Linked DNA regions of Homo sapiens: regions 2 and 3 are each linked to region 1. Evidence: read pairs that join two places in POLR2A ChIA-PET (ENCODE). Cell type or tissue: PC-9. All regions are shown on one strand. Each heading gives the region's core, and the rest is flanking DNA. Links, peaks and the distances in the headings are about the cores only. Region 1 overlaps IQSEC1 (IQ motif and Sec7 domain ArfGEF 1). Region 2 overlaps IQSEC1 (IQ motif and Sec7 domain ArfGEF 1). Region 3 has its middle 75 kb from the start of TAMM41.

The links. Peaks named below come from ENCODE experiments on the same cell type or tissue, not always from the same donor. Only the 100,000 strongest peaks of a DNase experiment are listed, where the experiment ranks them.
Region 2: POLR2A ChIA-PET joins it to region 1 with 7 read pairs; 8 of 35 experiments call an interaction of 5 or more read pairs at or near these places.
Region 3: POLR2A ChIA-PET joins it to region 1 with 5 read pairs; 1 of 35 experiments calls an interaction of 5 or more read pairs at or near these places.

What each region holds. Positions count from the first base shown.
Region 1 is chr3:13,017,796-13,028,030 of GRCh38, reverse strand. All of the region lies in intron 1 of IQSEC1 (IQ motif and Sec7 domain ArfGEF 1), which reads left to right. Among named protein-coding and RNA genes, the nearest start is that of IQSEC1, 51 kb to the left of the region's middle. RefSeq lists enhancers at 717-1,218, 4,585-4,684, 5,205-5,264, 6,165-6,244, 6,495-6,694 and 4 more and a silencer at 2,833-2,962. In PC-9, for the core only: no CTCF peak of the experiment used is centred there; DNase peaks (open chromatin) are centred at 2,710, 4,660, 5,090 and 5,530; H3K4me3 peaks cover 2,439 bases; H3K27ac peaks cover 2,856 bases.
Region 2 is chr3:12,954,916-12,965,150 of GRCh38, reverse strand. The region is part of intron 1 of IQSEC1 (IQ motif and Sec7 domain ArfGEF 1); the gene reads left to right. Among named protein-coding and RNA genes, the nearest start is that of LINC02022, 75 kb to the right of the region's middle. RefSeq lists enhancers at 4,821-4,900, 5,021-5,070, 6,448-6,948. In PC-9, for the core only: no CTCF peak of the experiment used is centred there; no DNase peak of the experiment used is centred there.
Region 3 is chr3:11,766,673-11,776,907 of GRCh38, reverse strand. It overlaps a transcript of TAMM41 not described here. Among named protein-coding and RNA genes, the nearest start is that of TAMM41, 75 kb to the left of the region's middle. RefSeq lists an enhancer at 2,259-2,553. In PC-9, for the core only: CTCF peaks have their summits at 2,240 and 2,448 (motif pointing left); DNase peaks (open chromatin) are centred at 5,647 and 6,247; H3K4me3 peaks cover 1,494 bases; H3K27ac peaks cover 2,841 bases.

The sequences.
Region 1 (10,235 bases), core at 1,140-9,139:
AGGCAGCTAAGTGGACCTTGAAAGACAAGAAGGAGCGGAGGATACAAGAGGTATCCTGTGGGCTAGACACTCACAGATGTATTTTATTTGGCTTGCATAGGATTAACCTACATATCATTGTAAATTTGAATTTATTGCAAACATATAAAAATCAAGAGCTGTTACGTAAAAACCTGGATTTCTGATATCTGAAAAATCAGAGCCCTTATTCCTACAGAGCAGCCATCAGCCAGAGCCAAGCCACAGTTGTTCTGTTTGACCAGTCGGAGTCCCCCCGTTCTGCCTTGCCTCATCATCCCTCCAAACCTGCTCCCACTGGCCATCCCTGTGTCCCTGTCACCGTGGATGGAACCTCCATTTTTCCAGTTGTTCAGGCCAGCAACCCAGGCATCATCTTCCACTCCTCTTTTCTCTCTCACCTCCTCATCTTATTGATCAGACATTTCTACCAGTTCCACTTTGAGAATGTCTCTAGAATCCAACCTCTTGTCCTCACCTTCCTGTCCACCACCCCAGTCCAAGCAACAGTTCCTCCCTGGCCCCTGCCTGGCCATTGCCCCCTTGCGGTCTCTTTTCTGCACAGCAAGTAAAGTGAGGCCCTGCAGGCCAAGTCTGGCAACTTGGACGCTGGCCCTTTGTGCTCCATAAGATGGACTTGCGGAAGCTCTTCTCTGCCTTCTTTCCCAGCTCCTGCCCTGAAGTGAGTGCCCAGCCCCTGCCTGCGCACTGGATATTAGTGGCCATCCTAGGCCCGAGACAAGATGGTGGAACTCAGGATGCCAGCTGCCTGGGAGGCTGGGAGCCCACTACTGTCCTCCAAGACCCAACGCTCTCAGCACCCTGGACTTTCATTTTTCCATTTGGAAAACGGGCATTCCAGCACCCATCCTCAAAAGGCCAATGCTTCTTGAGAAGGGGGATCCAGGGTTTTGAAGTTCGGCCAACTCGGTGTATGTGCCTTCCTGCGCCTTGCATGGCTCTGGGCACCATTGGAAGACTGCAGATATAAATGACAAGTGATTTATTTTGTTTTCAGCCTCCAGAGCTTTAGCTTTAGAGTCAGATAGGCAGAGCTGGGTTTATATATCATCCTGAGTAACTAACCTCAGCATCTGAACCTCAGTTTATTAATTGGTAAAAAAAAAAACAAACAAAAAAAAAAAAAACTGGGGAGATAATAACTGCTACTTCATAGGGTGATTGTGCAAAGAACTAAGCTACATAGATCTCCTCACCTGCTCATGTGAGCTCTCAGAGCAGTGAGGGAGGGATGCAGAGACAGGTCATCCAAGTGCAGGGAAGAAATGGCTGCAGTCCAGGCTCAGGGAACGGAGAGGATGCAGGGCAAAAAAGGATGGACTCCTGGAGAAGGGAAGTGTATCATCCAGAGAAATGATCTAGTTTATACGCCTTCTTCATGGCACAGCCCACTGTGGGAAATCGTTTTCATTTGCTCCCTTGGTACAGAAGGAAGGCCAGCCCCACCAGGCTCCACAGTTTTGTTCACCAAATCCTCAAGTGATATCTGGCACAGAGTAAGCCAATTAATGAATGTTGACTGGGTGAAGGAACAAGCCAATGGAAAATTGGCTTCCTAGAGGAGGTGTCGTCTGAGTTTGAGCCTTGAGCATTGGGTCCTGGTAGGAAACATGGGTCACTACACAAGCTCCCTTGCAGTGTGGCCCGTGATGGGGCTGTGTGCAGGGTGGGATGGGGTTAAGGGAACTGGACACCTGGGCTGGCAGAAGGGGGGAACCCTAACCAGCCCTGGGCCAGAGGGTTGGGGGAGAGAACAGTTTCATGAACCAGAAAGAGAGAGACCTGGGTGCAAACAGCCACCCATCAGGACTGTGGCTGCCGAGGGGCACAGGAAGCGAGGACAGAGCTGAGGCAACGAGTACCCTGACCTATCATTCTCTCCTCCACCTCCTGACCTCCTGCCAGGGCCGCTGCTGGCCACCCCGTCAGGAACCAGGAGGCAGTGGGAGCCTGGGAGCTGCAGTCCCGGGCCCAGAGCAGACTGGGGCATGTGGAGAATAACTGGGCAATATGTGCAGAATTCCTGGCCCAGGGTGGACAGGCCTGGAGATCTGGGAGGGCTCAGGGGTGTTGTGATGGAGTGGGGGCCACTTGGGGGTGTCAGGAAGCTCAATGCAGAGAGAAGATGGCAAAGGGCCTTGCCCACCCCACCCTGGTCTCCTGTGGGTGACGGTCAGCATGGGAGAGTGGGTGGAATAGGAGAGGCTGCACGGACCCCCAGTGAGTAAGGAGAGGTCTCATACTGTCACCTGCAGTTCCCCAGGCGGGAGTCGAGTATAGTGTGCCCATTTTGTGGATGAGAGATGTGGAACAGTGGCTTGCCCCTTAAGCCAGAGGCAGAAATTAGAGGGTCTCAAGGCCCTAAGACCACAGGCAGACACATCTCAACAGGCGAGGAGAGGGCACACATTCAGCAAGGCCTAGAGGCCAGACAGAGGCTCACTGACCCTCACTAAGCTTCCAGAGTAGGGGGCACCCCTTCCAGTCCTCATTTCCCCAAGCAGGGTCCCCTTCAACACTGTCCCTCCACTGTGCCTGCTGCCTTCCTCAAGTGCACACAGTCCCTGAGCTGTGCCCTGCCCTCAAAGGCCAAGTTCACAATGGCATCAGCATCTCCCAGGGAACAAATGTGTCCTTCCCTTTGCCTGGGCGGCAGTGACTTCATCCCCAGCGGGCTGTGTGAGTCACTGGACTGAGGTTGGAGGGCGAGCCAGTTCTCTGCAGAGCCCGGCTTTGGCCTTGTGGCTGGGGAGATGGAATGGCTGAGGGGGTGAAGGCTTCCACGCAGACCTGCCCTCGCTTCCCCCACTCTTTCTGGGGCTCCTTGTGTCCTACAGGGCAACTAGCACTGAGCACCTAACACGTGCCCGGCAGTGCCAGGGGCTTTTTAGGTGACAGCTGGTATTTACTGAGTGCACTCTCTGTTTCAGAAACCATTATGAACTCTCACTTCAAGAACTGGCCATGCTGTCCTGCAGACAGTGATGTTGAGAGGTTAAGTCTTATACCCAGGGTCACACAGTTGTGGTATCACTCATTCCTCATCACAGCCTGGAGGGCAGAGATTTTTTATTCCTGTTTTGCAAAGGGACAAACTGAGGCTCTGCAAGAGGAAGTAGCTTGTGTAGGGACAAAGGAGTCAAAGATGAGTAAGGAGTGCCCTGTTCTCAAGGATGAGCCCCCGAGGATGGCAAAGACAGATAGAGTGTGACATGTCCCCGATGAGTGGATGGATGGGTGGATGGACAAATGGATGGACAGATGGGTGGATGGGTGGGTGGATGGACAGATGGGGTAGATGGATGGATAGATGGGTGGATGGATGGACGGATGGGTGGATGGATGATGGACGGATGGGTGGATGGATGATGGACAGATGGGTGGATGGATGGATGGGTGGGTGGATGGGTGGATGGATGGATGAATTAAGGCTCATTTGCAATGAATTCAAATTTACAATGATATGCAGACAACGTATGATATGTGGATGGGTGAATGGATGGACAGATGGATGGATGGGTGGATGGATGGACAGATGGGTGGATGAGTGGATGGGTGGGTGGATAAATGGGTGGATGGATGGATGGATGGATGGATGGATGGATGGATGGATGGATGGAGTGATGGATGGGTGTATGTGCGGGTGAGGGAACAGATGGATGGATGGGTGGATGAGGGGATAAATGAATGGATGATAGGAAGGAAGATGATAGATGGATATGTGAATGGATTAATGAATCCATGGATGATTCATTGGAGAGGAAGGTGTGTGGATGTGTGAATATATGAATCAGTGGGTAGAGATAAAGCGGGTAAGCAGAGGCTACTTCCACCCACAAAAGACATTGTGAAAACTTCCCCTACTAGGAGGACAGGCCAGATAAACATTTGAATGGAGGCCTTAGTCTGTGTGGCACAAGGAACCGAGGCCAGTATGAAAAGTGACAGGGAAGTAATGTCCAAGGGAGAGTTTCCTTAGGTCAGTGGGGTTCCATGATGGAATGGGGAAGCTTAAAGAAAAAACAAGGAATGGGGAGCCTTGAAAGGTAGTGAGCTTCACATCATTGGGGGTGTTCAAGAAGAGGCTGGGCAGCCACTCCCGCTGCATGCTGTGGAGGAGCCCCTGTGGCAGGTGGAGGTCTGCTGTGGTGGCTTGTGAAGCCTCCTCTGATGACAGGGAGAAGAATTTGGGTTTCCGAGTCCCCCAGGGAGGCCACAGCCTTTGTAGAAACCTATCTTGTTTTTGGATTAAAAGTTCTTTCCTGGCTCAGGGGATGGAGAAGCCTGCAGCTGCTAATCCTTGATGTGGGAATCAGGCTGGAATCTGAGACAGATTTCCCATTCTGCACAGGCCGGGGGTGGGGCCTGGGGACAGAGCAAGGCTTTGGAGCCCTGGCCCCACCCTCCCTGTTTCTGCAGACAGGTGATGGCCCTCTCTGAGCCTCAGTTTCCCCCGGTGAAATGGAAGCTCTGCTGCCCACTATACATGATGCCCAGGGCCCTGCTGGGTGCCAGGTGCTGGGTGCACCTGCCCTTCTGGGGGACTTCCTGGGGGCTGTAGGTGGGGAAAAGTAGATCTGTGAGTGTTGACCTTGATCCGTGAGTCATTATCCCTGGGGGCCCTGCCTGGGAAGCCCCAGCTGCCTGGCCTGGGCTGGGCCTGGGAGCAGCTGGTGGAGACCAGGGTGGGGGCTCAAGCTGGGGCCTCAGTCTGGAAATGCCCCAGACCCAGCCTGGGCCCAGACCCCAAGGCCTTCAGCTGCTCAGAGGCTCCAGCCCTTCATCCCACCCCACTCCATCCCTACAGAGAGGAGCCAGCTTACACCCTGACTCCAGCGTGGGCTCTTAGAGCCAGACTGCCAAGGTTCAAATCCCACCTCCACCAATTCCTAGGTCTGTGACCTAGGGTAAGTGACTTCCTCTATCTGTGTCTCATGTAAACCAACACTAATCATAAAATCCACTTTCTAAGGGCATTGGGAGAACTGGATGAGTTAGTTCTTGGCCTGAGGAGGGCTTAGGCCAATTCCCAGAGCTCCACAAGCCCACAGTAGCCTGAGGTGAAACTAAGGCCGGAGGGGGCTGACCACGCCCAGCATCAAACAGCAAAGAAGTGGCCCAGCCAGAGCTGGAAACCGTCTCACTCACCAGCTGGAGACCCTTGGAGGGCCAACCACTGTCCAGAGGAGCAGCCCTGATTTTGTCTTTATTTTGCTTTGTGTCAACCCCAGGCTTTCTCTAGGAGTGAGGTGGCAGAGCAGCCCCTTCCTCCACCCTCATCTTGGCCAGCTGGTCGGTGGGCCGGGCTGCAGGCTTTGGGCTGCAGGGCGGGAGTTGGGTTTAAGCCTCTGGGGAAATGGGGAGGATGTGGGCCCGCCCTCGCCTCCCCGCCCGCCTCCCTCTCTCTGAGCTCGCCTCTCCCATCCCAGGCCAGCCTCTGGACGCAGGGCCAGCCCCTGGGCTCCGGCAGCTGAGCTTTTCCTCACCGGCGGACGCCCCTCACCCATCCCGCCCTGAGTGACTCACTGCTCCCCTGGCCTGCAGCCACTGCTGTCTCCTGGCAGGAGGCAGGCGCAAGGTTGTGCAGAAGCCACAGGGTCTAGTGTGTGAGGGCCGCTTGGCCAGGAGGGTCTGGAGCAGCTAGACAGGACCAGGGCACAGAGGCTGGCCGGTGGATAGTGGGGCCTGTGGCTCAGCCCTGCAGTGGCCTGTGGCAGCCAGTGCCTCCTCTTTTCCCTAACTTTGGGGGCTTTTCTTTCTTCTTCCTACCATGAAGAAGGAAGGGACCTGAAAATCCGTGAAGAGAGCCGTTCCCTGGCCAGGAGGAGACTCTGGGTGGTGGGGCAGTGGTGGTGGGCCCCTTGGCCACTCGCTCCTCCACCGAGCCAGGCATGAAGGGGTATGGCAGTGCCGTGTGGAGCCTTATGTGGAAGTACTGCATCTCTGTGAGGACACTCAGGTACCGGGACGCGTGCATGGCTGCTCTGCCTGGCTGTCGACTGTTGGGCCGGATGGTTTGCATGGCTGTACAGGGTCCAGGAAGGAGCTGGGATGGAGGGAGCTGGAGCAACTTTCAGTCTCTGGTGGAGCGGGAGGAGGAGAGTGGAACAATGACCAGGGGGTGTGCTGCGATTGGCTGGGATCCAGAGCACACGTTCGGCTGGGATCCAGAGCACACGTTCAGGAAAGGAACGCCAGGGGCAGGTGCAGCATGTGTTACATAACATGCTGGCACAGGGCACAGCTGTGTGACCCTGGCCCTGCCCCACAGCATCTCTGAGCCTGTTACCCACCAGCGAAATGGGGCTCACACGCGTCCCTTCAGCGCTTGGTGTAGTGATTCCTTCGTGTGACCGTAAACGTCAGTCACTGAGTGGCTGAGGGCTCAGCCCGGACTCAGACACCAGGCTGCCCAGGTTTAATGCTGGCTTTGGCATTGTTAGTGGTGTGAAGCGGCTTCACCTCTAGCCAAAGTTTCCCATCTGCAGATCCTTTTAGGATTGTTTTGAGGATTCAGTGAGGTAATACACACTAAGATCAGGGCCCGGTGCGGTGCCAGCATTCAGTCAGTGTTGGATACGATGACCCTTGCCGTTGAGCTTTCTCCCCAGCTGGACAGCTGTGGGGGGTGGTGGGGGTATCTGGAATGGCGCCTGCATGGTGAGAATGAAAGGGTGGAGCAGAGCTCCTTGGCCCCCTGGGGAGGGGACACCATCTGTGATCGCTGCGGCCTCTGCAGCTGCCAGAAGGAGGGAGACCAGGGCGCAGGAAGCCAGGTCCCTTGTGATCTCAGGCAAGGCTGGGGTCTCCCCATCTGTAAAGGGGAACTACACGGGGCCCGAATTTGTATATGGAAGGGCTTAGGGGCAGCCACCTATTTGGAAGATGTGTTTGTACTTGGATGCCGCCTAAGGGCATATTATTTTATTTAAAGGGGTGGATTTGCAACAGGTAAGGGATTGAAAGATTGTCCCTCTTTCTTTCTGCCCTCACTCTCTGGTGTATAAACTTTATAAGCATTCCTTCCTTCCTTCCTTTTTGCCTTCCTTCTATTTCTCCTTCTTTCCTTGTTTCTTTCCTTTCTTCCTTCCTTCCCAAAATACTTGTGACAGCTTACAGAAAATACCTGCAACAAAATAGTTAATAAAAAACATCAGAAGCCAGGCATGGTGGTGCATGTCTCTAGTCCCAGCTACTCGGAAGGCTGAGGCAGGAGGAATGCTTGAGCCCAGTTCAAGGGTAGTGTGTGATGATCATGCCTGTGAATAGCCACTGCACTCCAGCCTGAGCAACACAGTAAGACCTCATCTCTAAAAAAAAGAATCAGGAGTGGAAAAAGCACAATTTAGAATAGGATGTCATGAGCTAGGGTAGAAAAATAGAACAGAACAGAGATATACAGGGTCCTGAGGTTCTTCTGTTGGGGTAAAAATTGCCAAGTTTCCTGGCAGCCAAAGGGAAAGGGGAAACCCAGCCACACAGTTTACTCTCACTGTAATAAGAAACCATAATTACAGTGGCCATAGTTGTCTCTGCTGCTGGGTGAGAGTGCCTGGGGCCCTGGGCCTCAGCCTCAATGGCGGGTCTTGGGCCTGGGCAGGTTTGAGGGAGCAGGGCAGACAGTGAGGGCTAAAGTGTTCTCTTGGGATGAGGATGCCGGCTGGCTGTGGGAAAGGAGAGAGGCAGAGCTCAGCCCTGGAGTGAGTCAGCGGCTGCCTGCCCCTGCCCCTGCCCCTGCCCCAGACCCCGGGATAGACCTCCTGGGTGGGTGACTTGGGAGCTGGGCCAGGCAGCGGGTGAGTCCTGGACTTTGGTGAGCTCTCCGTGTGCTTTTCCTTGTGACCACAGCTGGATTTTCCTGAGTCCCCTTCTGTCCCAAGGTTTCCAGGTATTGGCACTTTGGAAACCTCAGGGCTTGTTGACAGAATGCAGAGGGCTCGGCACTGGGAGGCCCGCTGTGCCCTGTCCAAGGGTGATTCGCTCGCTCCCTCTTGGCTGCCGTTTGCCCACATGGTCTGTAGGAGAAGCAGCACCGCCTCACAGAGCCTGGCAGACTGGCCTCTCTGTGCCTCAGTCTCCTCATTGAATGGCACGGCCACCTGACGGGGCTGTGGGGCGGGGCCTTACGGGAGGCTTTGTGGCTGTCAAGTGGTGATAGACAGGTAGCTTCACAGGGGTGTCACGAGCACTGGCGGGTGGCCTCCTCACCACCAATGAGAGGAGAGTGGTGGGGTGGGTGTGGGCACCATAATTGGCACTGGGTTTGTCCCAAACCCACTCTTAGCACCCATAACTGCCAGGCGCCCCTGTGGTTAACTGGGGAGGATGGGCCTTGGGCTCCAAGAGAAGCACTCTGCCCTCCCGACCCCTACCCCATTCTGTTGAGAGCCCCTGAAAGGACTAAGGCCACGCCCCAACCAGCCAGCCAGCCAGGAGCAGGCCCTCTGCGGATCCCAGCCCCCTCGGCTGCCAGGGAAGCCCTGAGTCAGCAGGTCTGTGGCCCAAGGCGGAGCTGCCGGCGGCCACAGGGACAGATTGGAGGGTTGCGATCGGACAGCGCATAGTTTTCCACTTGCGTCTTCAGATTCCCCTCCGAGTGAGCCTGTTGCCCCTGGCTGGGTCCCATTCACATCTGGAAAAGCGAGAGGTGTGTGTGGAGCAGCTGTGCGCCTGCCAGCCCTGGCCCTCTGCCCAGGGGTTTGGCGACCGCAGTCAAGGAGCCGGGAGAAGGGTCTCTGGAACTTTGGCCCGAGGACTCTGAGAGGGACGATCCTGGCTGCAGGCTGTATCCTGGACAGAACAGCTTGGGAGCTGGGCACCCCAGGGTTTAGAGCCCACAACGGTAGGTTGTGAGATGTGCAGCCCTCGGGCAAGTTGCTAAACCTCTCTGGGCTTGTTTCCTCGCCTGTAGAGTTGGGGGGGAGCCATGCCAGCTGGGCGGGCTTCTTGGCAGGTCATCACTGGGTTCTGTTGGCTTGGCATCCAGCAGGGTGCATGGCTGTGGCACCCCCTCCTTGTCCTCTGAGTCTCAGCGTGGGGGCTTAGGGGGATAACGTGATGAAGTGGGAAGCACACAGGCTCAGAAATCAGGCTGACCTGAGTTCAAAACTGGGCTCAGCCCCTTCCTACCGTGGACGTGACTCTTAGAGACGTTCTGAAGCTTCCATGAGACAATGCCTGTAAGCTTCCCCCAGCTGCAGTAGGTGCTGCTGAGGCATTGGCTGTTTGTATAACAGGCAGCCTCCCTGAGCCCCTGTTTCCCCGCCTGTGAGATGCGTGTGGGGATACAGTAGTTCTGGAGGGTGGATGAGACCCTTTAACCAGCTCCCCGCCCCTCCCCTCCCTGCGTCTTCCCTGGCTGGCCTTTCTCTGGGCACTCACCTCTGGGCCCCTGGCAGACAAAGGCCTTGCTCTGGGTACAGGGCAGTGCCCTGATAAATCCACAGCCCCTCTCAGGTCAGGCAGGAAGATCACTTTTGCATCTGGCATTATATTGAAAAAGAAAGATCGTTTTGTGCCTTGAGAGCCAATGGGGCGTTTGAGCCTCTTCGTGGGCCAGGGCAGCTCACTTGGAACACATGGGGCCCAGGGTGCTGGTTGATAAGGAGTGGGGTGGCCTTGGCTGCCCTGGCCCTGCCCCCCTCTGCCTTCCCACCGTGGCTGCATCTGGGCAGGAGGGCCGTGAACAGCTCAGCTGGCAGCCAGCCTTTGAGAGCTTCCAGGGAGCTTCCTGGACAATTAGCCATCTGATGCCCCTCTGCAGGAGGGCCAGTGGGCGTTCCTCTTGGGACAGAGTGCTCACCACCTCCCAGCCTGGGCCATGCCTAGGCAGCTCTGACGCGAGGACATTTGTTCCCACTTGGAACTGGCACCATCCTTCCTGCGGTGCTCGCTGCCACCCACCCACACACTGAAGTGGCCTGGCCCTGTCCTCTGAGCCTCACAACCCATCTGCTCCCCAGCTCTGGACAGCCTGCAGAGACCAGGACTCCCTGAGGCTGAGGAAGGGGTCACCAGCCTCCTCCCCACCCACGCCTTCTGGACACACCCTGGCTCGTGCTGTCTATCTCCGGGAAGAGCCCAGAGCTGAGTTTGGGATGGGCAGGAGGTCCTGGGCAGAGCAGAGCAGAGCCGCCACTTCTCTGGCTCTGGGCACTGCCTGGAGCACACATAAATTCCCTTATGGCTGCTTTCCC
Region 2 (10,235 bases), core at 1,032-9,031, 63 kb after region 1:
TTAAGGGTACACACACTAAGAGAACCCAGAGACTGGGCCAGAATATCACATGGGGAGCCTACAGGAGAACCCCAATGTTGTGATGGAGGCCTCTGGAGGCCCTGGCTAGCCCTGCTAGGATTTTCAGGCTTTCACTCAAGGAAGTCGGACTATGAACTGGTTGCGCTAATATTTACACAGCTTCAGTTCAAAAACATGGACAGGACTGACAGCTGCATAGTCAAACAGTGTGACAACTGGGCAAATAGATGTTTCTGGACAGTATTGGACAGGGTACCCAGGGCTGCAGGAGCTCAGTATATGTGTGTGTGCATGTGTGTGCATCTGTGTGTGCATACGGTTTTATCTGTCTGGACTCTGCATACTGTGGAATCTTGGTTTACCAGGATAATCTGGAATCCAGGGCAGCTTGAGACTTAAGGAAAGAAGGGCCTGGGGAGGCAAACAGATTTTGTTTCAAGTCCCAGCTCAGTTTCGTGAGTGTATGCAAGTTACCACACCCCTCCAAGCCTGTTTCCCCTTCTGTGAAAGGGAATGATAACACTGCTTCATGGAGTGCTCTGAGAATGTGGATGTCTGAAGGCCACTGCACAGCTGGCCATCCTCGGGACTCCAGTCAAATGCCATGTTTGTCCAGGTCAGCACTCTGCTCTTCCCAGGCACCAATGACCCGCTGGATTTTCTTGCTTCCTGTTTTGTAAATTTCCTTTGAATTATGATGACATGTGGAATATCCGCCCAGTAAGCACAGGGGCAAGATGATGCACAGCCCAGATGGGCTCAAACACCACCGGAGGCCTTGGGAGAGATCTCCCATGGAAGCATGTGTGTGTGTGTGTGTGTGTGTGTGTAGGGGGAGTATGCTCAAATGCTGTTGAATGTGATTTATTGTTTGTCCTCAAAAGCAAATTGTAATGAGTTTAGAGGCCATTAAGGCTCTTGAAGAATTAATTGGCATGGCCTTAGAGAATCTGGCTGCTCCCACTGCATGAGCTGCTGCAGAGAGGAAATTGATGGCATTTATGGTTGAAGTATGGCATGATGCCACCTGGACCTGCCACTATCCTGGCTGCCATGGCTGTACCCTGAATTGGGCAAGTGTCCCTCCAAGTCCTGGCCCTGTGGCTAGTACCCCGATGCCTGCCTAGCATAGCGCCTGGCCTCATGGCGGACATAGCCAGTTGTCAGTGAATGAAAGCATCCATAAATGCAGGTGTTAACAAGTGCACACATGCTGTCTTGGGCTTGGAGGAGTGCGTTGTTCTCTGGAGAGATGTGTATGACCCAGGGGACACGCAGCTTTTCACTTTCCTGTGTTCCTTTATGCACACAACAAACATTTACTGAGCACCAACTTTGTACCAGGCCCTGGGCTAGATGTAGAAGCACTGAGGTTAGTAGTGTGAAATGGTACATCACAGAGCACAGGACTTGGGGATCACACAAAACCCTGACTCCACCTCTTCCTGGCTGTGTGGCCTCAGATATGTTGCCTTCCATCTCTGAGTCTTGATTTTCTCATCCATGAAATGGAGCCAAAAGAAACCCCTGGGGAGGGGGTGGGGGATGTGCAGCTTTGCCTGGTGACCAAAGCATACAGATAGATCCCCAACAAATGGTAGCTGTTATCACCATCATCATTATTACCACCTTTTCCCGTTTGTGAAATTGTTGCTGAGTTAAAATGATTCCTCACAGTTTTCTTTTTTGCTCGTTTGTGAGGTTGAAGACTGATTTCTAGAGCCTGTGTGGCTTTTTGTGAAATCTTCCTTCTTGGGGTCCCAGCTGCTCTGACTTGAATTTCTTTTTTGCCTTGTTCATAGGTACCTGCAGCTTCGCTGCTCCTTGGAGGAAATGCCCATTCTTTCCGTTTTATCTCCTCGGTTTGCAGTTTCCTGACATGGTGACAGTTTGATTTGAACTTAAGGTCCCGATGGAGAACCATAGCAAGCGTCCCCTCCCTGTTTCTAAAGATGAGACACTGTGACTGCATTTGTTTTTTCCTCTTTGTTCAAAGCTCAGTAGTAATAGTAATAGCAACAGTTGCCATTTAGTGCTAAAGTTGCTAGAGTGCTAGAGTTAGCGTTTGAACTCCGCCTGCCTGGCTTCAGGGTCTGTGTACTTCATGGCCAGGCTCTGCTTCCTCTGGGATTAAATAATCTTTGGCAAAATATGTCACCACCATGAATGGAGCCTTTTGCTTCTTCCCTATACTGCCACAACAGATGTCTGGTATCCCCAGGTATCAGGATTCCCAACATGTTCTCAGAAGTCTCAGCCCACAAGCTGGTTGATGACCACTCACCGGGCCTTCCTGGCATCTTGTCTCTTTCCCCACAGAACCCAAGAGCTGCATCCCCAGACTCTCCGGCAGGATTCTGGGACAGTGTCCTTTGCACTTGCAGGCTCTTGAGGGTAGCATGCTTGTGTGCTGTGCGCAGCCCCAGGCCAAGACTCTGCTTGGAGCAGGGTCCTGAGGACTAAAACTGACTGTCCCCTAACTCACTGAGGGACCCATGCGAACATGACAGGCTTCTGCATGGTGAGGAAACCCAAGGCTAGGGCTTTTGAATCACTAGAGGACACACAGGTGTGTGGGTGCTGAACTGGATCCCATGGGAGGGGAGAGGGATCATTAATAAACTGGAAGAATTGGAACGAGTCCCCAGCTGGGAGGAGTCCTCCTCATTCACACAAACTGGAAGGGTTCTCCCAAAATCCCCTGCTGCCCAGACCGGATCAGAGTCTGTCTGCCAACATGAATACTTTCTCCCTGATGCCATTTACAGAAGCCAGTGGTGTTTGCTTTTCTATTTCTGGCTGGGAGGGTAGGTGGTATAATCATGAGATGCATGAATACATGTAAAGCAATTAAACGGTGTCTCATAGTAACATAGCAAGGGCCCGGTAGATGTTAGTTGTGATCATTGTTGTCCTTATTCTGGCTGCCCTTAAGCTCAAAGGTCTCCCATCCTGAGAGAGGAAACCTTTCAGAAAGGCCTGTCCAGAACTGGCCCTGATTGACCGTTGGTCGTCTGCCTCCCTAGAGCCCTGGCGTCAGTCACCCATCTCATCCCATCCCTCCCTGGGCCTCAGTTTCCACATCTGTGAGAAGAAGAATGAGCCTCTTGATCCTTGTAGTCATTTGCAGATGCAGGATGTTTAGCCCAATGGTTAGGGAGGCAGATTCTGTAGTCAGACTACCTGTAACTCTAACTCCAACTCTAAAGCCAGCTCTGCTCCTCATTGTCCCTATGATCTTGGGCACCTTCCTTAGCCTTTCTGTGCCTCAGTTTCCCCATTGGTAAAAGATGGATGACAGGAGGAGGCCATGGAGTTGTTGTGAGGATTAAATGAATGAATCCATGTGAGTGCTTCAACAGTGCATAGTCAGCACCAGAAACATGGCATCCTTTAGCTGATGTTTTAGGCCCGAGAAGTTTGACTGTGTGGAACTGGACCGTATTACTTGTTTGGGGAGATGTGTTCCTAGATGGGAGTGGATTGTTTATCTTTTTGGCACACAGACAGGACCAGGGTTAAAAGAGAGGGGTGCAGAGAGATAGTGGTGAGGGGAAGAAGTTAAAGGGCTAAAGGGCTGCAGGCTGTTGGTGGTATGACAGATGGCAGACACAGTAAGAAGTGACTAAGCCCATGGACTTTAGCTTGTGCTTGTAGCGTGCTGTCCAAACAGCCCACAAAGAAGTGGATGGTTAAGGGTATTAAGAAAATCGCTTTGCCTGTGGATTGGGGAAATTGCAAAGTAAGGCAGCTTGCAGTTGGGCTGGGATGAAGATTTCTTTAGATAGGAATGGGCAAATGGCCTGCACCATGTGTGAGACACCCTGAGGTGTTAGGACATCAAGGTAGAGGCCCCCAGCCCTGTGTCAGATGGAGCAGAGCTGTGGTGCGTCTGGAGCCCTCAGCTGGTGGCCTGTGCTGAGCTTCTGAGGCTTTGGGCAGGTCTGGCTTCCTGGTGGTACCTGGGGCTGCTTCTGGAGCCTAATAAGGCCCAAAGCTGCAGAGCCTGGCCTCAGGGGCAGTGGCCTTCAGTCCCTGGTTCTGCTGCTCTGTCCTCTTCAGCTGGTCTGTCTGCCTGGGAGGGGAGGCAGCTTGCTGCAGTGGGCAGAGGTGCCATCTGGAGCTGGAGAAACTTGGATCCTGTTTCTGCCCTTTCCTGGATGTGTGGCCAGGGCAAGGTGGTCCCCACTGCAAGCTGCTGCCTCCTTGCCTGTCAAATGGGAACAATGGAGGGAGAGGCAGTGTGGGTAGACACAAAACAGGTGACTATGCGTGCCGGCAGGAAGGGGAAGGGGAGTCAGCTGGGTTTGGGCAAAGCCTCAACTGTTTTTGGTGGGTCTTAAGTTGGCACAAGATTGAGACTGGGGCTAGAACAGGCTACAGAATGAAAATGATGATACTGGCATTTGGATGGCCTTTGAACTTCACACATACCTGTCTGATTGGAACCAAGAACCTTGTGAAATCACTGGCATTATTCTCATTTGACAGATGAGGAAAGAATGGCTAGAAAATGAAAATGACGAATTCAAGCTCTGCAGAATATAGACCTGGTCCTCTGGTAAATGCATGGACCCTCTTTCCCCTCCCTGGCATTGCTGGGGAGCAGCTTGTTAGAATGCAGCCTGAGGCAGAGGCAGGGAGGAGCAGGGGGCCAAGGAGGAGCCGGAGAGACAAAACCTGCAGGCCCCAGCTGTGCGCACTCCAGTGGCAGCATTGGGTTCCCTGTACAGCCACCGTGGATGGCTACAGAGGTGCACTACCATCAGCAGAGTGGAAGGAGAATCCTTGGAAGCTCTACCCAGTGCCTACAATCTCAAAAACATGTTCGCCAGCCCCAGGAAGTCATCTGGGCTAAGAACGATCCTCAGATTCCTGACAGGATCAGGACGACTGTCCACCCGAGATGATGGGAAAGAGAGGCTGGAGTAGCGCCCGGCACCTAGTAGGTGTTCAGTAAATGGCAGCTGCTGTGATGACCCCTACCCACTGCACTGCTATTCTCTCCAGCCGTCATCGTTATACCATTGCAGTGCCGCTATTTCCATGGGGTGAGGGTAGGGTGGAGAGGAAGTGTTTGGGGAAGCAGCTCTTTCCTCTGCTGCTGGGGGAGGGGGAGGTGCGGTCGCAGGAACGTGAATTCTCTGTTCCCTCTGGGCCATTGACTGTTCTCAGAGCCGTCATTTAAATGAGCAGGGTTTGAGATTTTTTGTTTGTGCTTCGTAAAAATGGCAAAATGGCCCAAGAAGATAATGGACCTTGATGTGATAGCAGAGTCTTAGCGTTATTTTTAGCTTTTTGTTATGTAAAATGTGCAACGTACAAAAGTAGAATGGTATAATGATCCCTATGTGCAGTTTTATTTCATTGCTCGAGATTAGTTTTAATCCCAGACGTTTTGTTGATTTTATATCAAGGACCTGTCTCATGGTTGGCCTCATTTCTAGCCTTGGAAAAGTCATGTCACTGGGGCGGGTGCTTGGGGCAGGCCACAGTGTCTCTTGAACAGCCCTTAGCTCTGTTGGCCCAACTCGGGAACTCTGAGCTTGAGCCAGTTTCCCAGCCTGGTGACCAAGTGGTGTCTGACCCATTTGGGATGCCCTGTGTCTGGAAGTGACTGGGAGAGGCTAGGCCCGTGACTCCTCCATCAGACAGGGCCTTCCTGGGTCAGGGTAGGAGAACTCGCTTCTCTTCCATCTGCCTAGGACCTCTGGAGGGCGGGGTGTGGAATGGGCTGTCAGCCTCTCTCATCGGATTGGGGGTCCCCTGGATGGTATTGTGGCTCTCAGCTTCAAGCTCCGCAGGGTCTCCCTGTTGCCCTGGCTTTCCCCTTGCCAGGACGTGTAGCCAGGCTGCGCCCCTGCCACCCTCCCAGGCCTGTCAGCCCCTCGTCTTGCTGGGCCCCTGGGTGGCCATTCAGCACTGGGGGTCCCTGGGCCTCTGCCCAGCCCTCTTTCCTTCTCTACTTCACACAGTCTTTTCCTTCCTGGGGTTTCTGATCTGGCTCCTGCCCAGGCCCTGACATCCTGCCACCCACCCAGCAACCCTCTCTAGGGGTCTCATGGGCACCTGCAAATCTGTAAGTTCCAAAGGACACATATTATCTCCCTCTCCCCAAATTGGCTTCTCTTCCATGACATCATCTGATCCTCTTGGGCTTCACTCAGAATACCAAAGTCATCCTAGACAGCTCCCGTCACCTTTACTCACCTTTGTCATCATCACCCGGTGCTGTGCCACCCCACAGTGCTGGGCTTAGAGCCTGGCATGTAGCAAGTGCTAACACATTTCAGCCACTGTCCTCAGTATGAGTGTGTTTGCTACCCTAGCTCCTAGCACAGTGCTTGGTACATAGAGTGCCCCCAACCCAGCTTAGTTGGCTTAGAAGCCAAAACAAGCCAAAGTCACACCCTAGGCATGGCCACATCCCAGCCAGGCACCCCTCGTGCTCCCCAGGTATGGGTGCTAGTGTGGAATCAGATGGTCTATGTTCCTTCAGACCTCTTCCTCTTTGGCCAGCTCACCTCCCTCTAGCACCCATGGCACCATGCAGTGCAGCGACGTGATAACAGTCTTAAATCGTGACAGTGGCAGCAGCTACTCTCTGCTTTTCCTGGGTGACAGGCCCCAGGCTGAGGATTTTGTGTGTGTTATTATATGGCCCTCACAGCAGCCCTGCTGGGTGGACAATACTCCCATTTTATGACTGAGAAACAGACACAGAGAGGCCAAGTCATTTGCCCAGGGCCACACAGCTCCTGCCTGCTGGGTACCAGACAGTTGCCGGGGAAGAGCTCTGTGTGCCAATGTTGTAGGTAGGGGAGGTTGAGGGGGATAGTGTTTCCTACCCCCAGCCTTCATTTGTCCCCAAGACCCTTTCTGTGCCCCTGTGCTGGGTGCTGTGGGCAGATTGCTGACTTGCTGTGGGGCCTGGCAGCTGCCGTGCTGCAGGTCTGGGCAGCACCTGCACCAGGTCCTGCAAGGGCAGGGGGAGCTCGATGGTTAGATAGGGTGGTGGGCTGGCCCCACAGAGGTAAGAACATGACAGGCAGGGAGGTGTCCCGGGGCCTCAGCCAGCCTCACCCCTCCTCACTTTCTTTGTGAGTCACGCGGCCTTGGGTAAATTACATCAACTCTCTGTGCCTTAGTTTCTTCATCCACAAAATGGGAAGATGATATAGTACCTGCTTCAAAAGGTTGCTGTTTACAACACCAAGTGTGGAGCCGAATGTAGACTGTGGACCCTGGTGATGATGATGTGTCACCGTAGTTCATGGACTGTAAAAACGTGCCACTCTAGTGTGGATGTTGATAGTGGCTGTGCCTGTGTTGGGGCAGTGGGTACATGGGAATGCCATACTTTCCTTTCAGTTTTGCTATGCACCTAAAAAAGACCAAGATTGTCTGGGCCAAGATGGCCCCACCACAGGCCCTGGCTGGCAGGGCGGGCCATGAGGAAGGCCTTCTGCGCGATGGGCATCTGTCTCCTCCTCTCTGTCCACACCCTGTCCAGAGCCAGCCTCCCCAGCCTGTGCCTCCAGCCTGGCTCTCCTGGGGTGTCCCTGGGGCCCAGCCTAGCTCTCTCTGCTGGAGCCTGCCACAGAGAACTGCTTTATTTAAGTCCATTTGGTGCGTATGGAAATAACTAGAGGCCTCTGTATTTAATTTGGCTCAGCCGGGAAGATTTTTGGCTCTGTGCGTGTGTATATTCTGAAAAATCTTTCCGAGTGAGCCCAGGGGTTGGAAGCTTCTGGTCATCTCCGTGCACTCAGAACCAACAAGAACCACCCTTCTTAGCCAGGGACAAGCGTCTGGCAGAGGGCAGGCTATAGGAATGGTTAATGAAGAAAGTAAAGGAACAAGGGGAGAAGGTGAGGCCATGCAGATGAGGTCATGGCAAGGGAAGCAGTCTTGTAAACTTTGTATCTTGAGACCAGGTAAGCTGTGGCAGAGTGGAAGGAAGGAGGCCTTTGGAAGCATAAAGCCCTCTATGCAGGCACAGAGATGGACGTATCTCGTTTCCTGATCCCTCAGGGCTTAATTTGGCGCTGGGCTGGGGAACACTTCTCCTGATGTCCCTCTTTCTGACCTGGACAAGCCCAGCCACAAGACTTGAGGAGTTAAGGGCGTTGAGCCTTTCCTCTCTGGCTGATGGCACAGAGCAGAAACAGCTCCACGTGGGATTTACAGTTGGTAAAGTGTGTCTTCCCTCGATTCCCACGCTCCCGTTGGGCAAGCGGAGCAGGAGTGACACCCGTTGTGAAGATGAGACCACAGAAGCCCAGAGAGTGGAGGGCACTTGCCTGGGGCCACTCAGCCTGGAAGTAGGGGAGCTGTAGAGAGACCTGGTCTCCCGATTGCACGTAGAGCTCCCCCCACACTCCCCAGGGACGCTTCTGGAGCCATTGGGCATTCCTCCAAACTCAGGTTGGCATTCTCACAGGTGGACAGAGGGGGCTGCCGAGGGTGGGAACAGCTTGAATTTGAACCCAAGAACATCCTCTTAGAATCCAGTTTTGGAATAAACACCAGGTATCAGATGGCTTTGAAAATTATATTCTAACCCTAGGAAACTTAGGAACGAGGGCGTCTGGTGAATTGAGGCTTGGTGGTTATGATGACCATGGGATTGTGGATTGTGGTCACTGCGACGGTATTAATTTGCTAGAGCCTTGTAAAAACCACACACTCACAGGACCCAGTGGAGCAGAAGGCCTTGGTGTTCCCACCAGCCATGCAGAGCTGTGGGAGTTCTTGAACCCTGCCTCTCGGGAATTGGTGTTCTAAATTAGGTTTCTTGGGAACAACTGGTCCCAAACTGTAGATCCTAGTTCTGTTCTTTGCGTTGGGCCTTGAATTTTGGTCCTGTGTAAGCATCATAGGCAAACATGGATGCCGTCAATAGGCAGGAAGAGAAGGGGTGGCCCAGGTGTGGGTGGGCGATAAGGAGTGGTGGGGACTGTGGCAGTGGTGGGGACTTTGGTGGTGACAGAACATGTGCTGTCTGATGGATGCGGCTGCCACCTCGCTTTGTCTGACTGTTATCAAGTGGGAATATGGACCCAGGGTGGTCAGGTCCCCAAGATGAGTCCGAAACTTAGATTTTCATATAAAATCTTAAGTTGCTGAAATGTTAGTGATTCGTTCTAGTTTTTGAAACACTGTTTGGGCCACAGAGAGCATGTTTTGTGGACCAAGTTGGGCCAGGGGCTGCCAGTCTCTATTGGAGACCTCGTGAACCCCCCACACAGAATCTATCTTCCAGAGAGCTCCGTGCAGTCCGAGGTCTCCTTATGGGGAGCAGCTGGGCAGGTGCCAGGTCTCCTGACCAACTCTCCCAGGGGCAAGGCCGAGGGTCCCTGAGGGATGGGCCTCATCCTCACCTTGGCCCTGGCCCGGTGGCGCTCGGGAGAATAAAGGGCTTTGCCCAGCCCCTCTCTTTAAAGGCTGCCTGTCCTGGGGTTGGCTGCAGGATTGGCGTTAGGGGTTGACTTTTCCTGTTTTAAGCCTGTTACCCTGGTTTGGTGCTCTGGTCCCCAGCATGTGGGGTGAGATCCTCGGGCAGATTGGGGCCCCTCTGTGGCACTGATAGTGATGCCTGTTGTAGTGACACCTCACCAGGCAGAGGCCCTGGCTGGGGTTGATTGCAGGGTGTTGGCATCGGCCCCCTATCCAGAGCCTCACAGCCCCCCTGCCAGCTGGCTCTCGGCCCAAGTGAAAGTGCAGGTTGCCAGCCTGCGGAGCCAGTCTGCCCCCTGCTTCCTTTCTGAGGCTCCGCCAATGCCCGGCCCAGCCCGGCAGGCCTCCTGGGACTGTGGGAGGGTGGGGTAGGCACAGGGCTGAAGCAACACACAGAGAGCTGAGCCCAGGGCATTCTCAAGGGGTGGGGCTGATCTTGGTAGTTCAAGTTCCTTGGTGACTTGAGGCCTGCAGGACAGTGTTTTCAGCACAGTGAGCATGTGTCTGTACGGTGGAGAAACTCACAGTTTCCATAGTGGTTTGGTGTCTCCACAACCCAGCTGCAGAGCAGAGGAGGGCTGTGGACACAGCTCCAGAGTCACGGGGCTCTGCCAGGCTGGGCTGCGCATCAGCTATGTGACTGTTGAGCCCCTGTTCTCTCCAGGCTTCGGTGCCCCCACCTGTAAATGAGAGAGCAGCAGCCCTGCCGTTGGCCTGTGGAGTTGCGGGAGAAGAAGACAGCCAGCCAGCTGTGC
Region 3 (10,235 bases), core at 860-8,859, 1.3 Mb after region 1:
CTTTCCATATCTGGTTTATTTTACTAAGCATAATGTCTCCAATGTTTCATCCATGTTGTCGCAAATGGCAAGATTTCTTTCTCTTTTATGGTGAAATAATGTTTGCAGGCTCCTTGACTTACAATGGGGCTGCGTCCCCATCAATTCATCGTAAAGTCGAAAGAGCGTTAAGTCCTGGATGGTCTGTCTCTGCAGTCACGTGTCACTTAATGACAGGGATACCCTCTGAGAAATGCGTTGTCAGGCAATTTTCTTCTCGTGAGCGTCATAGAGTGCACTTACAGAAACCTAGATGGCTTAACCTACCACTGCACACCTAGGCTACATGGGATGGCCTACTGCTCCGAGGCCACAAACCTGTACAGCAGGTTACTGTGCTGAATACCGAGGCAGTTGTTAACACAGTGGTGAGCACTGTGTGTCTAGACATGTCCACACATAGCAAAGGTACAGTAAGTCAGGCACAGTGGTCCACATCTGTAGTCCCACCTACTTTGGAGGCCGAAGCAGAAGGATTGCTTCAGTTCATGAATTCAAAGCCAGCCTGAGCAACATAGTGAGACCCTGTCTCTAAAAAAAAAATTTTAAATGGCCGGGCGCGGTGGCTCACACCTATAATCCCAACACTTTGGGAGGCCGAGGTGGGCGGATCATGAGGTCAGGAGATCAAGACCATCCTGGCTAACACGGTGAAACCCCATCTCTACTAAAAAAAAAATACAAAAAATTAGCCGGGCGTGGTGGCGGGCGCCTGTAGTCCCAGCTACTCGGGAGGCTGAGGCAGGAGAATGGCATGAACCTGGGAGGCGGAGCTTGCAGTGAGCCAAGATCAGGCCACTGCACTCTAGCCTGGGCAACAGAGCGAGACTCCATCTCAAAAAAAAAAAAAAATTAATTAATTAAAAAATAAAAGATCTATTTCTAAAAAAATTACCAACCAAAAGAAAAACATTTGCAAACAGCTGGAAGACAAGTGTAGAATGTACTGAGTTCATGGGGACACTGAAATTCTGATCTCACACACACACACTTCTCTTAAAAAAGAAACAGTTCAGTAAGAATACGGTATTATAATCTTATGGGACCACTGTTGTGTCTGTGGTCCATCACTGAAACATCGGCAGGCATGCAGTGCATGGCTGTATATATACATAAACACACCCCACGTTTTCTTGATCTGTTCATCTGTCAACAGACGCTTAGGTTGTTTCCATATCTTGGCTATTGTGAATAATGCTGCGCAAACGGTTATCTTTAGGATCAAATGGGACGACAGAGATGGTCACACCCAGCTCACATTAGGAGCTCAGTAAATAATGATTGTATCTGAATCTGAGTTAAGTTACTTCCACCAGTGCAGTGGCGTGACTTTATTTAAACTCAGCACACACATCTCTCTAAATCTATAACCATTTGCACACAAGTGTTGGAGATGTGACTGCAGAATGGCTAGGTCCTGGCCACCTTGGTGAAATTGTAACACTGTCCTGAAAGACAGTCGAGGGGTAAGTTGTTCACATGGGTTTCGGAAATCACCAGGGTGGTGGCGGGGAATGTGACAGGAAGAGGGGGACTAGGGCCCCAAAGCCTGGCAAACGTGGGGGCTGACCAGTGGTCCTTCAGTGATAGTTATAAGGAAAGTATTCTGGCTTATGGCTGGAACCTTGCTATGGTCTGAATTTGTGTGTCCCCCAACCAAAAAAAATGCCTGTACAAAAATAATGCATCTTAATATTAAAAAAGGCCAGGCGCGGTGGCTCATGCCTGTAATCCCAGCACTTTGGGAGGCTGAGGGGGTGGATCACGAGGTCAGGAGTTCAAACCAGCCTGGCCAAGATGGTGAAACGCCATCTCTACTAAAAATACAAAAATTAGCCGGGCACGGTGGCAGCCGCCTGTAATCCCAGCTACTCAGGAGGCTGAGGGCAGGAGAATCACTTGAACCTGGGGGGCGGAGATTGCGGTAAGCCGAGATCGCACCACTGCACTCCAGCCTGGGTAACAAAGCGAGACTCCGTCTCAAAAAAAAAAAAAAAATGCTTTCAATGTGATGGTATTAGGAGATGAGGATTTGGGAATTTATTAGGTCATGAGGGCAGATTAGGACACTATCAGCAAGACCCAGGGAGATCCTTTCTTCCTTCTTCTATGTGAAGTTGCAATGAGAAGTGGCCATCTATGAACCAGAAAGCCCTCACTAGACACTGAATCTGCCAGTGCCTTGATCTCAGACTTCCCAGCCTGCAGACTGAGAAATACATTTCTGTTGTTTATAAGCCACCCAGTCTATGGCATTTTGTTATAGCAACCCAAATAGACCAAGACAAACCTCCCAGGGAGAGCAGTAGGGCCCTGGGCAGTCTTGGGAGCCAGAGGATTGCAGGCGGCAGCTGGGGCCTGTGACATGTGGCTGTTTTACGGAAAGTGCTCCCTCTTCTGTCCATCTTGGGCTAGCCTGGCCATCTAGGTAACAGTCCCTCTGGCACTCAGTCACTGCTCTTATTGGCAGGCTGGAGAGCCTCCCTGTCAGCTTGGTTTGATGGAGAACTTTCCAGGTGCACATAGAAAGGGGCAGAGCACCTTTCTGATTCCCAAGGAAGCAAAGAAAGCAACTTTCATTCTACAGTGGTGAGAGAGCTCTGCCTGGCTCTGTTTTATCCAGGAAGTTTTCCTGTGCACAAAGTGTGCGTTCATAGAGTCGGAGAACAAGAGTGCTCAAACCTGTTGTAGGTGGCAGAACACCTGGAAATTATAGCTTCCTTTGCATAAGATGATGAAACACTGACTTTTCTTTTTTGTTTGTTTTGTTTTGGTTTTTTTGAGATGGAGTCTTGCTCTGTCTCCCAGGCTGGAGTACAGTGGCATGATCTTGGCTCACTGCAACCTCTCCTTCCTGGTTCAAGTGATTCTCCTGCCTCAGCCTCCCAAGTAACTGGGATTACAGGCATGCACCACCATGCCCTGCTAATTTTTGTATTTTTAGTAGAGACGAGGTTTCGCCATGTTGGCCAGGCTGGTCTTGAACTCCTGACCTCAGGTGATCCACCCACCTCAGCTTCCCAAAGTGCTGGGATTACAGGCTGAGCCACCGCACCCGGCCCCCAACACTGACTTTTCTATTTCTCATTGTATGAACCACAATTTAGCTCATAACACATTGATGGATTTAGCATCTAGGTTGGGCAAGAAACATTCTGCTTAATTAAATGTGCATACTGTTATAAATTAATGAAATCACAGCTAGAAGCCTACTGGCTCATGGAGAAAACAAGCTGTTGAGCTACTCAGGGTCAAGTTTCCAAGTGTCTCCATTACTGCTTGTTTGCCAACAGGTCTGGATGTTCTGCTAGTACTTGATGGTAGTCAAAAAAGAAAATGTCGGGGTGGGGCTGGGCACGGTGGCTCACGCCTGTAATCCTAGCACTTTTGGAAGCCAAGGCAAGAGGACTGTTTGAGGCCAGGAGTTCAAGACCAACCTGGCCAAAATAGCGAGACCCCACCTCTATTTTTTAAATTTTATAAAAAATTAAAAATGTTGGGAGAAAAATAGTTCACAAAGTGCTAGTCATTAACTAGCTTTTTTTTTTTTAAGCAAATCAAAAATAAAATAAGCAATACTTGGGGGCTTTGGAATCAAAAAGACCTGGGTTTGGCCAGGGATGGTGGCTCACACCTGTAATCCCAGCACTTTGGGAAGCTGAGGCAGGTGAATCACTTGAGGTTAGGAGTTTGAGACCAGCCTGTCCCATATGGTGAAACCCCAACTCTACTAAAAATATAAAAATTAGCTGGACATGGTGGTGTGTGCCTGTAATCCCAGCTACTCGGGAGGATGAGGCAGGAGAATTGCTTGAACCCGGGAGGCGAAGGTTGCAGTGAGCTGTGATCGCACCACTGCACTCCAACCTGGGCAACAGAGCTAGACTCCATTCCAAAAAAAGAGAGAGAAAGAAAGACCTGAGTTTGAATCAAGAGTATACCGTGTGACAGCAGGCAAGTTACTTAATCTCTCGGAACTGCCTCCTGTTCTTTAAGATGGAGACGATAAAGACCCTACTTGGCAGGATGATTCTCAAGATTAGCATCAATGTATGTAGAGCCCCTGGCACAGTGCCTCACCCTGAATAGGAGGCTTAATAAAGGAGGACAACTCTATGAAAAACATTATGGGGATTTCTCAAAGAACTAAAAATAGAACTACCATTAGACTCCAATCCCTTTACTGGGTATCTACCCAAAGGGAAAAGATGCATGCACTCATGTGTTTATGACAGCACTGTTCACAATCGCACAGATATACTGTCCATCAACCAAGGATCAGATAAAGAAAATGTGATACATACACACACCATGGATATACTCAGCCATTAAAAAAAAGAATGAAATCACGTCTTTTGCAGCAACATGGAACTGGAGGCCATTATCCTAAGTGAAATAACTCCGAAACAGCTAGATACCGCTTGTTGTCACTTGTGACAGCTAAACAATAGGTACATATGAACACACAGAGTAGAAAAACAGACACTGGGCTGGGCACGGTGGCTCACGCCTGCCATCCCAGCACTTTGGGAGGCCAAGGAGGGCGGATCACGAGGTCAGGAGATGAAGACCATCCTGGCTAACACGGTGAAAGCCCGTCTCTACTAAAACTACAAAAAAAAAAAAAAAAATTAGCCAGCTGTGGTGGCAGGCGCCTGTAGTCCCAGCTAGTCCGGAGGCTGAGGCAGGAGAATGGCATGAACCTGGGAGGTGGAGTTTACAGTGAGCTGAGATTGCACAACTGCACTCCAGCCTAGGCAACAGAGAGCGATTCTGTCTCAAAAAAAAAGAAAAAAAGAAAAAGAAAAACAGACACTGGAGACTATAAAAAGTGGGAGGGGGTGAGGGTTGGAAAATCACCTGTTGGGTAAAGTGTTCACTATTTGGGTGATGATGGGTACACCACTACACAATATACACATGTAAGAAAAATGAACCTGTACCCCTTAAATATATAAACTTTTTAAAATTAAAAATAAATAAACAGGCCGGGCGTGGTGGCTCACGCCTGTAATCCCAACACTTTGGGAGGCCGAGGTGGGTCGATCACCTGAGGTCAGGAGTTTGATACCAGCCTGGCAAACATGGTGAAACCCCATCTCTACTAAAAATACAAAAATTAGCCGGGCGTGGTGGCGGGCGCCTGTAATCCCAGCTACTTGGGAGGCTGAGACAGGAGAATCGCTTGAACCTGGGAGGCGGAGGTTGCAGTGAGCAGAGATCACACCACTGCACTCCAGCCTGGGCAACAAAGAGCTAAACTCTGTCTCAAAAATAAATAATCCATCTCAAAAACAAACAAACAAATCTGGCCACTGTACTCCAGCCTGGGCGACAAAAAGCAAAACTCCGACTCAAATAAATAAATAATCCGTCTCAAAAACAAACAAACAAATGAGGCAACAGAGACTCTGAAAAGAGCCCAAAGTCATCCATCAGGTTTGCCATGAGCCAGACGTAGAATCCCAACCTCCAGCAGCCTCCCCACCATGCGTGCTGTTCTCTTCTGCAAACCCAGGGCCTTTCTAAAACGCCCAGCCCGTCCCTGGAGGCCACAGGTTATTGCCTGTGTTCTCTTCTCTTTTGATAGCCAGCCAAGAAGAGGGAACGCAGGGTGACTCACCAGGTGAGCCAGTCCCCCATCCCTAGTGTCTCTTCCTGTTCAAGGAGGCACCTTTTGTGTTTCTTGTTATTTTTATTCCTCCCACTGTGGCTGTGCTCTGCTCAGATAATTCATAAAGGGCGTGCCTGTTGCTGCCTGAGGCCGCAGCTTGAGATGCTGACATCCAGACCACCTAGAGCAGGGAGGGACCTGGGTCCTAAGCCTAGAGAGAACTGCAGGGGAGAAGGGTGGACCAGCTGCCCGCCTCAGGGCTGCGGAGAGCAGGTCTGGGCAGAGAGGAGGGAACTGGGAGTGAAGGGGGTACATGTACCCACTTGTCTGCGAGCCTGGCCTGGCCCTCCAGCCCTCTGGGGAGAGACACCTGGGACTAGGGGGAGACAGGAGCTACACAAAAGAGGACCCTAGAAATGATGCATAGTTTTCACTATCTTGAAGACTCTGTTATTTAACACATGCCTCCCCTGCCCCCATGCTTGAAGGATGTTGGTAGGCTGTCGCTCGTACTTCTGTTCCTGCTCTAAGCGTGCTCTGTTCACGCCCAACACACCTTCCTGGTATGTGGCTCAGCCGGTCTCAGCTGCCAGCCAATCGTTCCTGACCTTCCTATTATGTCACCAGCAGCCAATCAGAGCTTCAGATCAGCACGCGCTCAGCAGTGTTACTACCCTGAGTTGACAGAATCGTAGCCGAGAGCAAAGAAACCACAGCTTTCATCAGCAAGCAGAGCATTTTAAATGGCTTTTTGAAAGCCAAAAATGCTTGCAAGTCGACCTCATTACTACTTTGGGAGAAATCCCAGTTGAGAGCCAGTGATCGAAACTGCCCCCTTTATTTTGCCCAGCAAGGGGAAGGGGCTTGGACAGAGAGGTGCAGGAGTTGTTAGAGAGGCTGGACCAGACACCCCCGGTCAGCTGCCCTCCAGGGTAGTGGTAGGGTGCATGTTTTTATGGGGCCACTTATGTACTCCTGAACTTTCTCTGTGTCTCCACCCCACACTGACTGATGAGCAGTCCACACATGGATGCCAATTTTGCAGAAGAGACGGAGACAGAGTCTGTGCAGCCCCACAGAGGCCAGAAGAGGCACCTGCTTCTCGCTCTCCAGCTCTTAGAGTGCGGGACCAATCACACATCTCCCCTGTGGATTCTATGAGATTGAACCAATTCTTCTTTACCTCAATTAACTGGAATCAAGTTTTCTTACATCGCAGACCAAATGAGGCTTTTCCAAGACTTTCTACCTTGTTTTCTAGGCTTCTCCTTGCCTGGGCCTGTGAGTTCCTTGGCAGGCTTGTCACAGATAGAAGCTCCACACCTCCCAGGTGGCTGCAGTGGCTGTGAGTGATGCTCTTTGCATAACTAGGTGTTCTGCCTGCTTTGTAGGAAATGCGAGCTGGGCCGTGAGGCGTGTAGTCACACTTTCCAGCACAGCCGAGGTAGAGGACCTGACTCCTCTTGAGGCTGAAAGATACCCTCTGCCTTGGTTGCACTTCCCTCACCCCATTCTGATTTTCTCCATTCATGAGAGAATTTCCACATAGTCAGTGGTCTCCTTGCCTTCATTCCCACCTTAGTCTAATATAGGAGTTGGTAAATGATGGTCCTCAGGACAGATCCATACCTCCTGGCTTTGTAAATACATGTGCATTAGAACACAGCCGGGTTCTTTCTTAAATGAAATACTTAAATGTATTGTCTTATGGCTGCTTTCACACTACAGCAGCAGAGTTGAGAAGTTGTAACAAAGACTGTGTGGTCCACAAGGCCACAAATATTTACCCTTTGGCCTGCTGACCCCTTAATCCATCCAACTGGCTGCCTGTGAGTGATCTCTTAAACCTCAGATCGAACCACACCACTCTTCTGCTTACAAAAAAAAAAAAAAAAAAAATCTCTTGGGAGGCCAAGGCAGATGGATTATTTGAGGTTAGGAGTTCAAGACAAGTCTGGCCAACATGGTGAAACCCCATCTTTACTAAAAATACAAAAATTAGCTGTGCGTGGTGGCACACACCTGTAATCCCAGCTACTCAGGAGGCTGACGCAGGAGAATCGCTTGAACCCGTCAGGTTAGAGGTTGCAGTGAGCCAAGATCACACCACAGCACTCCAGCCTGGGCGCAGAGTGAGACTGTTTGTAGATGGATGCTCCTTAGTGAGGCTCTTCATGACGTGGTCCACTCCCTTCCACTCCTCCCCTCCACCCTCTGTCTCTGCTCACCCTCGGCTCTCACATCCTCAGCCATGCCCTTGACCAGGCCGTGCCTGATGGCTAGAATGTCCTTCTCCTTTCACCATCTGTCAAATGTCTGAATATCTCTTAAGACCAAATTCAAATGTCACCTCCTCCTGCACCCCTTCTAGGTGCCTAGCAGAATTACCTGCTCCCTCCACTGTGCTCCTAAGCTCTGTGGGTAGATAACCATCTGCGACCGCAATGACATATTTATGTGTTTCTCTCTCCCACTAGATAGTGAGCTACTGGAAATCAGGAACCTTGTCTCATTGCCTTTTCTGCCCTGCCAGGAATGGAGCTGAACCATTTGGATAAGTCAGAAGCAGACTGTTACAAAAGTGCCAGGAGGACTATAACATCTTGTCTATGCCATTTCTGATAATCAACTAACTGGTTTCTCCTTCTTCTCTAAATTTCCTGGTGTCTGGAATAGCATAGGTACTTGGAAAATGAATGAGTGAGTATGTAATTGCATAAAACATATGTTTTTCTTCTATTCTAACATAAAATTGTGGGAAATACCTTGTCACATTCACTTTGTCATCAAGTACATTCACGACTTTAAAAAGGATTTGGCTGGGTGCAGTGGCTCACGCCTGTAATCCAAACACTTTGGGAGGCTAAGGCAGGAGGATTACTTGAACCCAGGAGTTTGAGACCAGCCTGGGCAATATAGGGAGACCCCATCTCTACAAATAATTTTTAAAATTAGCCTAGTATGCTGGCACATGCATGTAGTCCCAGCTACTCAGGAGACAGAGGTGAGAGGATTGCTTGAGCCCTGGAGGCAGAGGTTGCAGTGACCTGAGGTCACGCCACTACACTCCAGCCAGGCTACAGAATGAAACCCCATCTCAAAAAAAAAACAAAAAAGTTTTCCACCTACATCCAAAGAAGATATGCAAATGGCCAATAAGCACATAAAAAGATGTTCAATATCATTAGCCATCAGGGCAGTGCAAATAAAAGCCACAGTAAGATGCCACTTCACACCTATTCACCCCCACAGGTGTGAAGTGGTGTCTTACTGTGGCTTTGATTTGCACCCATTTTGATCTATAATCAAAATCTATAATCAAAAGGACAGATGGCCAGGCGCGGTGGCTCACGTCTGTAATCCCAGCACTTTGGGAGGCCGAGGCGGGCGGATCACGAGGTCAGGAGTTCGAGGCCAGCCTGAGCAACATGGTGAAACCCCATCTCTACTAAAATTCAAAAATTAGCCAGGTGTGGTGGCACATGCCTGTAATCCCAGGCACTGAGGTGGCTGAGGCAGGAGAATTGCTTGAACCCGGGAGGCGGAGGTTGCAGTGAGCTTAGATTGCACCACTGCACTCCAGCCTGGGCAAAAGAGCAAGACTCTGTCTCAAAAAAAAAAAAAAAAATGCACAACGTGTTGACAAGGATGGGGAGTAAGTGGAACCCTCGTACATTGCTGGTGGGAATGTAACATAGTAAAGCTACTACAGAAAACAGTTTGATAGTTCCGTGTAGTCATCATATGACCCAAGAATTCTGCCTCTAGGTATATATCCAAGAGAAATGAAAACATGCATCCACACAAAAACTCATGCAGCAATATCCATAGCAACATCACAACATCATTCATAATAGCAAGATAGTAGAAACAAGATAAGTACCCTGGCTGGACCTGGTGACTCACGCCTGTAATCCCAGCACTTTGGGAGGCTGAGGCGGGCAGATCACTTGAAGTCAGGAGTTCGAGACCAGCCTGGCCAATATGGTGAAACCCCGTCTCTACTAAAAACACAAAATTTAGCCAGGCATGGTGGCACGCGCCTGTAGTGCCAGCTACTCGGGAGGCTGAGGCACGAGAATTGCTTGAACCCAGAGGGCGGAGGTTGCAGTGAGCTGAGATCATGCCACTGCACTCCAGCCTGGGTGACATAGTGAGACTCTGTCCCAAAGAAAAAAAGATACTCTACATCAAATAAGAGCTAAAATCAGTGAATCTATCAATATCCTGGTTGGGAAATTGTATTAATATTACAGCATTGCAAAATGTTACCAGTGGGGGGAACTGGGTAAAGGTTACATGGGATCACTCTCTATCATTTATTACAACTGCATGTGAATCTACAGCGATCTCAAAATAAAAAACTTAATTTAAAAACATACTCTAGGTCGGATGCAGTGGCTCACACCTGTAATCCCACACTTTAGGAGGTCGAGGCAGAAAGGTCCCCTCAGGCCAGGAGTTTGAGACCAGCCTGGGCAACAAAGTGAGACCCTCATCTCTACAAAAAAGTAAAAAAAATTTGCCAGATGTAGTAGTGCACACACCTGGTCCCAGCTACAAGGGAGGCTGAGGCAGGAGA